Linked DNA regions of Mus musculus: region 1 is linked to region 2. Evidence: chromatin loops called from intact Hi-C (ENCODE). Cell type or tissue: left cerebral cortex. All regions are shown on one strand. Each heading gives the region's core, and the rest is flanking DNA. Links, peaks and the distances in the headings are about the cores only.

Region 1 (5,385 bases), core at 158-5,157, 1.8 Mb before region 2:
AGCCCACTTCCTTTGTATCTCTTCAGCATCCCCCTGATAGTTACATCCACTTTCTTGGTCTGTCTCCCATCTCATTTCTCACAGCTCTCCCTGCATCTCTCTTTTGTCTCTTACTCTTTCCCAAAATCCTGTCTCTTCCTGCCAGTATCCCACCTCCTGTTCCCCGTGTTAGCTCATTGTCCATTGGCTTTTTTATTGACAGGTGATGTTTATAAGTGATTCACTCTACAGTAGTTCTACCCTGTATTTTAAACATAAAAGGACCCAGACTCAGATAACATGGCATGCAGGGAAATCACTGAGCTGGGAAATAGGTACCTTCTACTTACGCATTTATCATGTGATGATGAATGACACAGATGTAATAGCAAAAAGAATTCCTCCCATGGGAGTGATCTTGCAAGTCTACACCAATGAAAACAGATAATCTTCTCACAGTGAGCAGGGAATATTGAGAGCAACAGCGTAAGCAACTGCTATATCCTTACCCAGATTTTAGAGCTGGAAAATGAAAAAAAGACTAAATACCTTAGTCACCTAGTCATTGAGAGGTTTGATATTTGGTGCAAGGGGCTGTCTGCAGAACTGTCACTCTCACCTGTAGTTTACAGACGTGTACAGCCTCCTTCTGAAGTACATATAACTGGCCTGTTGAAAGCACTGAGCAGTAGACGGCACTTTTCTCTTTTCTGGATCAATCATTCTGGAGAAGCCAAAAGCCACAATGTGAGTTGCTGTGCAGCCTTGTGGATGGTCACATGTGCTCCAAACAGAGCTTTCTGCCAACAGCCACCACAGACTTGCCAAACCTTAGCGATTCAGAGTCCATTCTCCATTCAGTGGGCTGGTTAAGTCTACAGAAACCTGAAGGACCAGCTAACAACACCTCATGAGAAATCACTACTCGACACCACTCACTAATTACCTCCAGTTCCTACCACATGAAAGCTATATGTGATAATAAAACTTTACTATAGTTTCAACCTACTATGATGACTACTCTTGCCTGTGAACTTGATGAGATTTAGAATCACCATCTAAGCTTGTCTGTGTGAGATTTTCTAGATAAGTATGTCTCTGAGCAATTTCTCTAGGTTAATTGAGATCTGAAGACCCACTGTTTTAGTCAGGGTTTCTATTCCTGCACAAACATCATGACCAAGAAGCAGTTGGGGAGGAAAGGGTTTATTCAGCTTACACTTCCACATTGCTGTTCATCACTGAAAGAAGTCAGGACTGGAACTCAAGCAGGTCAGGGAGCAGGAGCTGATGCAGAGGCCATGGAGGGTTGTTCTTTACTGGCTTGCTTCCCCTGGCTTGCTCATCCTGCTCTCTTATAGAGCCCAAGACTACCAGCCCAGAGATGGTCCCACCCACAAGGGGCCTTTCCCCCTTGATCACTAATTGAGAAAATGCCTTAAACAGTTGAATCTCATGAAGGCATTTCCTCAACTGAAGCTCCTTTCTCTGTGATAACTTCAGCTGTCTCAAGTTGGCACAAAACTAGACAGTACACCCACCTTCAGTGTGACAGCACCATTCCTTAGTTCAGAGTCCCGCATTGGACCAAAACGAGTTTAGGAGCATTCGCCTCTCTCTACTCCTTGACTGTGGACACAAGACGGCCAGAAGCTTTGAATGCCTGTAGCCATTTCTTCCCAACTATGATGACCTACACCTCAGATCTGTTAGCCAAAATGAACCCTCTTCACTTAATTTGCCCTTTCAAGCATTTTGTCATAGCAACAAGACAAGTAACTTATACACATTTATTGGGAAATTTGTTACATAGTAATAGCTAACTCTGCAAAGAGTCTGTCTGTTTAACCATTTCTCCTAAACCACCAGTATTTATGAATTAATGATCCTATTTAATAGATAATGCTTGATTTTCAAACCAGCAGAGACATATAATATAGAGTACAGAAAAATAGATCAAGTAATAATCAGAATATTGCTAGAACATGTATTTTCAAAGTCCTCAAAAACCCAGCGGGTTGAAGATTTAGTGCCCACCCTTTAATGCTAGTGGGAAAACATAGAACCTGTAGAAAGCAGGGCCTAGTGGGAGGATACTAAATTATTAGAGTGTATATGAGGATGCCAGGCAACAGTCTCTCCTGTTCTCTCTCGTTTTCTGAGCAGCCAAAAGATAGTTTTCCACCATTATATACACCTTCAACACAGTCCCCAAAACAGTGGAGCAAGCCAACCAAGTCCACACCAAAACAGCCAAAGCAAACCTTTCTTCTCTTTATAAGTTGATTTCCTCAGATACTTGGCTATAGTAACAAAAATCTAACTAGTAGATAGAGGAGGAAGCTGAGGAGGAAGAAATCCAAAAGTAGTCTCTTCTTTCTCACTGAGATCTCTTTATTAAAGGTACCGATGAGATCTTTGAATACATAAATGATAAAGATGTTAATTAGGAAAATGATTATGGAACAAATATTAACATTAATTTGAAGGTAGTTGACATCTCTGAAAGCATTTTTTCATCCATGTCATCTTGGAGAATATCCTTATTTCCAGAATTAGATTTGTGTACTGCTCATAAGAATAGCATGTAAACGAACACTTATATTCTTAAGATCTCCTGGCCCAAGGAAGCACATACTAAAACGCTCATCCCTATATACAAACATTATCCACCTACACATTTTTGGGGGGGAAAAAAAAAAGGTTAACTTGCTGTAAATTTCAAAGGATTCCATCCAAGCATCCCATAGTAACTGGGCAGCCTCTATTAAGCTTATTATTATTATTATTATTATCATCATCATCATCATCATTATTAATATTAAAATGGAATCCGGGTACTGAAGTGGTGGCTCCCTGGTTAGCAGCACAGCACCAACACTGGGTGGTTCACTACTGCCTATAAATCTAGTTCATGGAGATCCAATGTCCTCTTCTGGCCTCTAAAGGCACTGCAGGCATGTAGCACACAGATACATCCAGGCAAAACACTGACACAGAAAATAAAACTTTTTAAAACTCAAAAAGAAGGAATAATGGAAAAGTTAAATGTAGAATAAGTGTAAAAGGGGTACCTATTAATACTTCAAATTTTTGTTTTAAATAGGCCATACAAATGTGAATGTGTTTGAGGGAGTCAATGATATAAAAATGTGTTTGCTTATGAAGCTTATTAACAAAATGAGTTCCTAAAAAGAATAACTAGTCAGTTACTAAATTACAGTAATGTAATGTAAATAAATGCAACAGTAATGTAAACCATTAATGTTTAGGCTATTCATTCCCATATAACAAAGAACCCACAAAATTTAGCCACTTAAAGAAACATTTGACTCTGCCCACTCAGTTTAACTTGAAAGGTCAGGCCATATGTTCGTGTCCTGGGGGGCTTGCACAGTGGTAGTCTTCTGGAAAGTGATTAGATTTTTTTGTTTTGTTTTGTTTTTGTTTGTTTGTTTTTCCAGGCAGGGTTTCTCTGTAGCCCTCGCTGTCCTGGAAATCACTTTGTAGACCTCAATGATGTGTTAGTCTCCTGCTGGGTTGGTAAAATAGAGTGACTGAGAAATGGGGAAAAATAGAAGATAAGGACCCACCTAGAGGAAATAGGTCTAACCCTCCTAACAGATGTTGCATCAGAAGTTCAGACAGGGTACAGAGGAGTCAGTTTGTCCTTGTGCCTTGATATGCAGAACTGCAGCTAAGGAGACATGATGCAGGGAGCTGGAAACCTTCATATTTCTGGTCCTTGCACTTGGGTGGTTTAAAAGCTAAAATGGCTAAGCAAAGTATCTAAATGGCCTCCACGTGCTACTGTCGTTATCTTATTTGGCGGCAACAGCAGCACTGCCAATGATAGCTCAGTAATCCAAGGTTACAAATAAATTATCCCCATTGTAACTAGGAAAATGTGGATTTATTTACTCTATGTGTAAATAAATATTCTGGGCTACTTTTATCATATGAAGCAGCCTCTAATTCAGTGGTTCTCAACCTGTGGGCCATGACCCCTTTGTGGATTGTTGGATGACCCTTTCACACAGACCACATATCAGATATTCTGTATACCAGATAGGTGCATCATGATTTATAACAGTAGCACAATTACAGTTATGAAGCAGCGATGAAAATAATGTTGTGGTTGGGGTCACCACAACATGAAGAAGTGTATTAAAGGCCACAGCGTTAGGATCTCTGAGAAGCACGAGAGAGTTAGGAAAGAGGCAGCCTGGACTTGTGGACATGATTAGACTCACCTGTAATGCCAGCAATTCAGAGCCTGGGGCAGGAAGATTATAAATGCCATGTTGATAGAACACCTTCTGCTTAAGAAAAAAAGGACAACAACAGCCCAAAACAAAAACAAAACACTTAAGGAAATCTCTTGTTAAAGAGAAAACAAAACAAAACAAAAAGCAAATAAGCCCCACTTCCAACAATAAGGTACAAAACACTAACTCTGATGTTATTTCAAATTATTTTCTAATAATTTCAAAAGCAAGGCAAATTGGACCATATTGCTCAAGGATACATGTACATATTAAATTAATAAAAAAAATAAATGTAAATTATTTCACTAAAAGTCCAGGTTATGAGAAAGAAGAACAGTATCTGAATTATTGAAGATATTAGCACCAGGAAAAAAAACTACCACAAAAAAAATTTAGAAAATACATAAATACATGCAGATTTAGACACAAGAATGAAAAATCTACCACTCTGAGGAAGGCTTTATTCTGAATTATTTTTATTTGTAGAAAAGTTGCAAGGAGCATGCAAGAATTTCCTTATTTCCTTCAACAGGCTTTCAGCAATGTTGATATTTTATATAGCTGCATATACTTATCAAGAATAGGAAATAGATATTGATACAATATTAACTAAACTTCAGATATTTTCCCAAATTCTACAGATTCCACTAGTGTCCTTTGTTAGCTCCTAGACATTATTCAGAATATCACATGGAATTCGTTTTTTGTTTTTCTTTTGTCTCTTCCAATCTGCAAGGGTTTGTCAATGGGTCTCATATTTTGAAAAGTGGTATCGGTTGGGTACTGAATGCAATTCCCTGTGTGTGCTAACTGAATACTCAGCCATGCACTCATATCCTCAATCATGGTCAGTCATTTTGAAGACTGTCCCTTGACTTGCATTTCTCTGATGTGTTTTCCTTGGAGTGATTTTATGTATTATCCTGATGGGATTTTATTTTCAAGTTGACACAATCCAGAGTCAATTGATAAGACAGGTCTCAATTAAAGTATGACCCAGTATTTTTAAATTAATTTTATAATATTAATTGAAGTATGGTCTGTGGCTATGTCTGTGAGAGGTCTTCTTGATTGCTGATTGAGAAGTGCACCTTTGGGGAAGTGATTCTGCCTTGTATAAGAAAGCTGACTGAACTCA
Region 2 (5,385 bases), core at 143-5,142:
CCCTCACTGGCTTTTGAGGTACCTTTTATGAGGACATTAGGACTGATAGAAAAGTTGTGTTGTTAACATCAAGACAGAAGAGTCGGGGGCTCAAGGCTGCCTGTGAGGTAGATAAGTTATAAAAATACATCACGTGGAAGGGTAGTCATCAAGGTATCTGGTAAGAAACATTTTAGTAAGGCTAAAGGCAATCATATATCACAGGTTCAGGAGTTTAGCAAGGCAAAGGGGTGAGCATCATACATCATGGAGCCACAAGATGAGTACATTGAAAGACCTGCTTTGCAGGATACATTAGGTGTGGGAAACAAACTTACTCTTCTGAGGTATAGAGAGTTAATAACAATGTATTTCCTGTTTTGGTCTCACAACTTCTCTGGCTAATCTATTTACCACCACATTGTTAATCATGGCACAGTGAAAGGAGACAAGAAAACTTCACTTTCCCTCACAAGAATTCAGTCTGAATTTCATCTAACTCTAAAACAAGCCTGTAAGCGCAGTGTGAGGCTGAGGAAGGAGGTTTTCTAGTGAAGCCTTGTTACAGAGCACACACAAAATCAAAGATCCAAAGGTACCAATCTTCCGTGGAAAACCCAAACCCCAAACTCATATGGCGGGGGCGGGGGAAGGGGAGGGATGGAAGAGACTGTATTACATAATGGGATAGATTGAAACCTTTATTTTTATAATGTATTAAATACTTCTTTTTCAGGATCATATTGTGGAGGGTAGTTCACACTTCGGTCTCCACTCAGACAAGCCTCTATTTATGTTGCAGCTTCCGTACAATCATTTTAATTTCCTCAACTTTAAAAGGAAGGAAGATAATAGAATTTGTTCCACAGGATTCTATAGAGATTAATGGAGATGATTAAGGAAAATGGTTAGGCTTTATTAAGACCTTACAAGTCATACACAGCTAATGTTTCTTTTAGCAGTGGCACACTAAAATCTCATTGATATTTAACTACTTTGAGCTGTTCATATTCGCACCTAAGTCATCACCATTTGCATTTACTGTCCTAGAGGACTTACAGAAAAAGGGCTTTTTCGTCTTTAAAGTGGTTTGATTTAATCTTTACTTAGTATTTTATCCTCTGAAAAATTCCAGGACAATCCCAAACAATCAATATCCTTTTGAGGTTTTTTTCCTCCCACAATCTAATTCCAATCATCACCACACCAGCAGACAATGAAGGTGGAACAGAAGAAATTTACAAAAGTTGAATACACTTAGGAAAACGGAGGAAAGTTTTGTTTCCTTGGTGCTTAGCTGGGGCCTTGCAAGAACAAGTCTGGTTGTATAGGCCTGTAATTCCAGCGATTTATGAAACTGAGGCCGAATGTCCAATCTGGAGGTTAGCCTGGCTAGAATTAGTTTGAGAATATACTGCTAACCAGTGAAATTCATTCTGAAAACAAAACTTCAAACCAAACGACCAAGAAAACAGGACCCAATCAAATTAAGCTGCGCCTGACTACATCTCAAGTTTTCAGCGAGAATCATGTAGACCTCGGGGCTCCAATGAGGTATCTTATTGAACAGAATCTATTGTGACGTCTCAGCAGGAGTTCAAAAGCAGATTTGAGACATTAGGTGGTAGCACTTAACAAGACAGGCTAAATTTAAACTAAGAAATCCTCATAGATTCTGGGATACTAATTAGAAACAATTGTTAATGACAGTGTGGGTGCAGGAACTTAACCTAAGTACTCAGGACAGAGAGATCAGCCCTCGATCTCAGAGGTTAACCTGACTTCAGAGAATTCTAGGAGAGCTGGGGGCAGAAAAACAATATTAGGATTAAAATAAAAATGCAAAACAAAACCTCAAGACAAAAACCCTTACTTAACCCTAAAAAATAGTAACTAATATGTCCGAGTAAGGTAGAATCACTTAACAAGCAATCCATCTCTGTTTTGAGAATGTGGGTGGCTCTGAAAAGAGCCTTTGTGTTTGGAGTGAGTCAGACGAACTCACTTGGAGCTGGTGTACTTGGTGACAGCCTTGGTGCCCTCCGACACCGCGTGCTTGGCCAGCTCCCCGGGCAGCAGCAGGCGCACGGCCGTCTGGATCTCCCGGGACGTGATGGTCGAGCGCTTGTTGTAATGCGCCAGGCGGGACGCCTCGCTCGCGATGCGCTCGAAGATGTCGTTCACGAACGAGTTCATGATGCCCATGGCCTTGGAGGAGATGCCGGTGTCGGGGTGCACTTGCTTCAGCACCTTGTACACGTACACCGAGTAGCTCTCCTTGCGGCTGCGCTTGCGCTTCTTGCCATCCTTCTTTTGGGCCTTGGTGACGGCCTTCTTGGAGCCCTTCTTCGGGGCGGGAACGGACTTAACAGGCTCAGGCATGTTAGGTCAGGAACTCTACCACGCTACAACTTGCGCCGTGAGCCCTTCGCTTTTTAATAAGGCGTTATTCAAATGAGGCTTAGAGATACACATTTCTGATTGGTTAAAATTTTCAAATTTTCATGGCGTAGCGCCCAATGGAACTACGCTTCGGCATAAACGCCTCCCATTGGTCTAGACGAAAAGAAGAAGCCAGCCAATCGCGTAGGCTCTTTTTCGCGCTTGGAGAATCCTATAAAGGCCAAGCTCCTCCACTTTTGGCCTTTGCAGTTGTCAGTTCTTTCTTTTTGTTTAGAATGTCTGGACGCGGCAAACAGGGCGGCAAGGCTCGCGCCAAGGCCAAGACCCGCTCCTCCCGGGCCGGCCTGCAGTTCCCCGTGGGCCGCGTGCACCGGCTGCTCCGCAAGGGCAACTACTCGGAGCGCGTGGGCGCCGGCGCCCCGGTGTACCTGGCGGCCGTGCTGGAGTACCTGACGGCCGAGATCCTGGAGCTGGCGGGCAACGCGGCCCGCGACAACAAGAAGACGCGCATCATCCCGCGCCACCTGCAGCTGGCCATCCGCAACGACGAGGAGCTCAACAAGCTGCTGGGCCGCGTGACCATCGCGCAGGGCGGCGTCCTGCCCAACATCCAGGCCGTACTGCTGCCGAAGAAGACCGAGAGCCACCACAAGGCCAAGGGAAAATAAGACAATTGTTTCCTGATCATTTAAAAAACAAAGGCTCTTTTCAGAGCTAACACATTTGTCTTTTTAAGGAGCTTAAGCTTTATTGGTTGCTACTTTTTGTTACTTTCTATAGAAGGAATCTGTTTCTCCGATCCTCAGTTATCAAGGTGATTTTGGTAACATGTCCAATTCTTTTTTTAATGAAAAGAGATAAAAACACCACCTTTTCCCCTAAGTGGCTACAGAGTTGCAAATAGGTTACAAATTTAAAACCATTATATTTAAAGGCTATTATCTGCCAGTCTTTGATTTACAAAAGCTAAAGTTCAATGTTAGCTAGTAACAGCAATTTGTACTTAAGGTCACCATATGACAGCATCCTGTATTGATTTTCAACCATATTGGAATACATAACTAGTTTACAGGAGCAGTCTTATAAGATAAACATGTGCAAACTGGCAACATGAAAAGAGTCCACCTCTTAATGGCAAAGTGAATGTAAGCCGTTTGGAAGGTATCCAGGATTTGACCTATTTGGTCTAGCACAAAGGCAAACTCCAGCAAGCCTGGTCTGTCCAGGTTCTTGACCCGTGTGCAGCAACTGTCTTTCCTCATCAGTACCGAATGAGGCTCTTGAAAGGATAAAGAATGAATGTCCCCACATTACTGCTTTTTTAGAGTGGAGCCCTAGTTTCTACTTTTCCCTTTACTGAAGAATTCTGGCTTTAGTACCTATGTTTGGAAGCAAAGGAGAATCCAGGAGAGTAGAATGCCAGGGATTTCTTTCACAGGCCCAATCTCTTTCAGTATTTAACTCAGTCTCACCAAGAAGAATATTAGCAGGATTAAACATGCTCAAGGCAACCAAACCGGCCAAGTTTCAAACTACTTTATATAGGGGACTTAATGTTTAACCCCAAGTATATCACTTGGGTATAAGGATTAATTGAAGATGACACTGAACACAGGGATGGTGAAACACTTGACAGAAGTCTCCCTTTACAATGCCATGAAGAAAAATTTCCATTATTGTGCTCTGACCTACCAAAAATAATGCCCATCATTGAGGATTTTTGCTGGTTAGCCTCTCCTGTTACTAGTTTGTGTATTTACCTTCCCATGTATTTATTCTCCAGATCCTTAAAAGAGCCAGTAAACTTCATTTTTACGTTTTCTTGAGCTTGCTTGCTGCAAAGCTTTCTCTGTATATATTTTATAAATCATTCTCCCTGCTAAGATGCCATTTGTCAAGTCAATTTGCAGGTCCCAGGTACCAAGCTTAAAGTTAGATGAAGTTTCTTTTCTTTTCTTTCTTTTCTTTTCTTCTTTTTTCTTCCTGTTTTTATCTCTTTTCATTAAAAAGAGAATAGGACTCAAGTGTTTTGTGTTATAAAATTTCAAATAATGTGCACAGAGCCTGTGCTTTTCCCATAAGTAGAATGCTTTTTGGTTTTAAAGTAATTGTTGCAAGGAAAGCAGATTCTTGAGGCTTTTCTGCAGGATGCCAAGACCACTCACAACCTACAAGCCCCGGAGAATGGAGTCATTAACAGACAGCTTGGACACTTCACAATATACTTACAAAAACTATTAAAATTAAAGGTGGCATTACTTCCAAGAGTAACAAAAATGTTGACACATTTTAAAGGTAAATATCACTGACATTGCAAGAGAAGAATGGGAGAAAACTCATTTGCTCTAGAAGATAGTATAAGGTGTTTGGTAATTCTTTCCAAACAGCTAGAATCTCAAGAACCAAGCAACACCGTTGCCTTTAAAATGGGTTTTCTAGCAATAAAGTCATCTTTGGCCTCTGCATTGTGCCTCTTTTTTGTAAATGTAATGGAGAGAATGTCTGGGTGCAGTTGTTTTCCATGGGTAGAGAAAGAGGACAGGAGCCAGTTTTTTTTTTATCTCCTCCCTCTGCAAATAATAATAATAATAATAATAATAATAATAATAATAATGGAGCAACAACTCTGATTCTTGAATGATTTTGGAATGAAGAAAACAGGAATCACTTTTCAGCAGATATGTGGCAAGTCTGAGAAAAGCACAGGGGGAAGCAGCACAAAGATGGAGTTTGAATCTCTCCTTCCCAAATAATTACATATGGAAAAAAAAAACCAACCCATTTTGGCAAAGTGTGGGAGCTCAGGGGCACATCTAAGCTTCAACTACACTGATACACCTTTACCATTCTAATTCGCAGGCTGTTTAGCTTTTGTTATAAAGAAAGCACTTTGCACATCTGACATTGTCAGAAACATTTGTCTTCAGCCCTCTTAGGCTCTGAGTACATCAACCAAGCACAAAGACTACGCTGTGAGTGAAGGCAGGTTAGGCGCCTGACTCG

The links. Peaks named below come from ENCODE experiments on the same cell type or tissue, not always from the same donor. Only the 100,000 strongest peaks of a DNase experiment are listed, where the experiment ranks them.
Region 1: it touches region 2 in a loop (3-fold over the local background); 1 of 42 quality-filtered maps calls a loop at or near these places.

The regions. Positions count from the first base shown.
Region 1 is chr13:23,628,375-23,633,759 of GRCm38, reverse strand. No RefSeq gene overlaps it. Among named protein-coding and RNA genes, the nearest start is that of H1f4, 8.5 kb to the right of the region's middle. In left cerebral cortex, for the core only: a CTCF peak has its summit at 2,923 (motif pointing left); a DNase peak (open chromatin) is centred at 2,903.
Region 2 is chr13:21,784,491-21,789,875 of GRCm38, reverse strand. It overlaps H2ac22 (H2A clustered histone 22), which reads left to right and starts at 2,628. Exons shown (of 1, transcript NM_178184.3): 1 at 2,628-3,102. The coding sequence starts at 2,658. The coding sequence ends at 3,050. H2bc22 (H2B clustered histone 22) reads right to left here and starts at 2,388. Exons shown (of 2, transcript NM_178202.2): 1 at 1,985-2,388; 2 at 663-852. The coding sequence starts at 2,361. The coding sequence ends at 813. In left cerebral cortex, for the core only: a CTCF peak has its summit at 2,852; DNase peaks (open chromatin) are centred at 1,993 and 2,492; H3K4me3 peaks cover 1,360 bases; H3K27ac peaks cover 891 bases.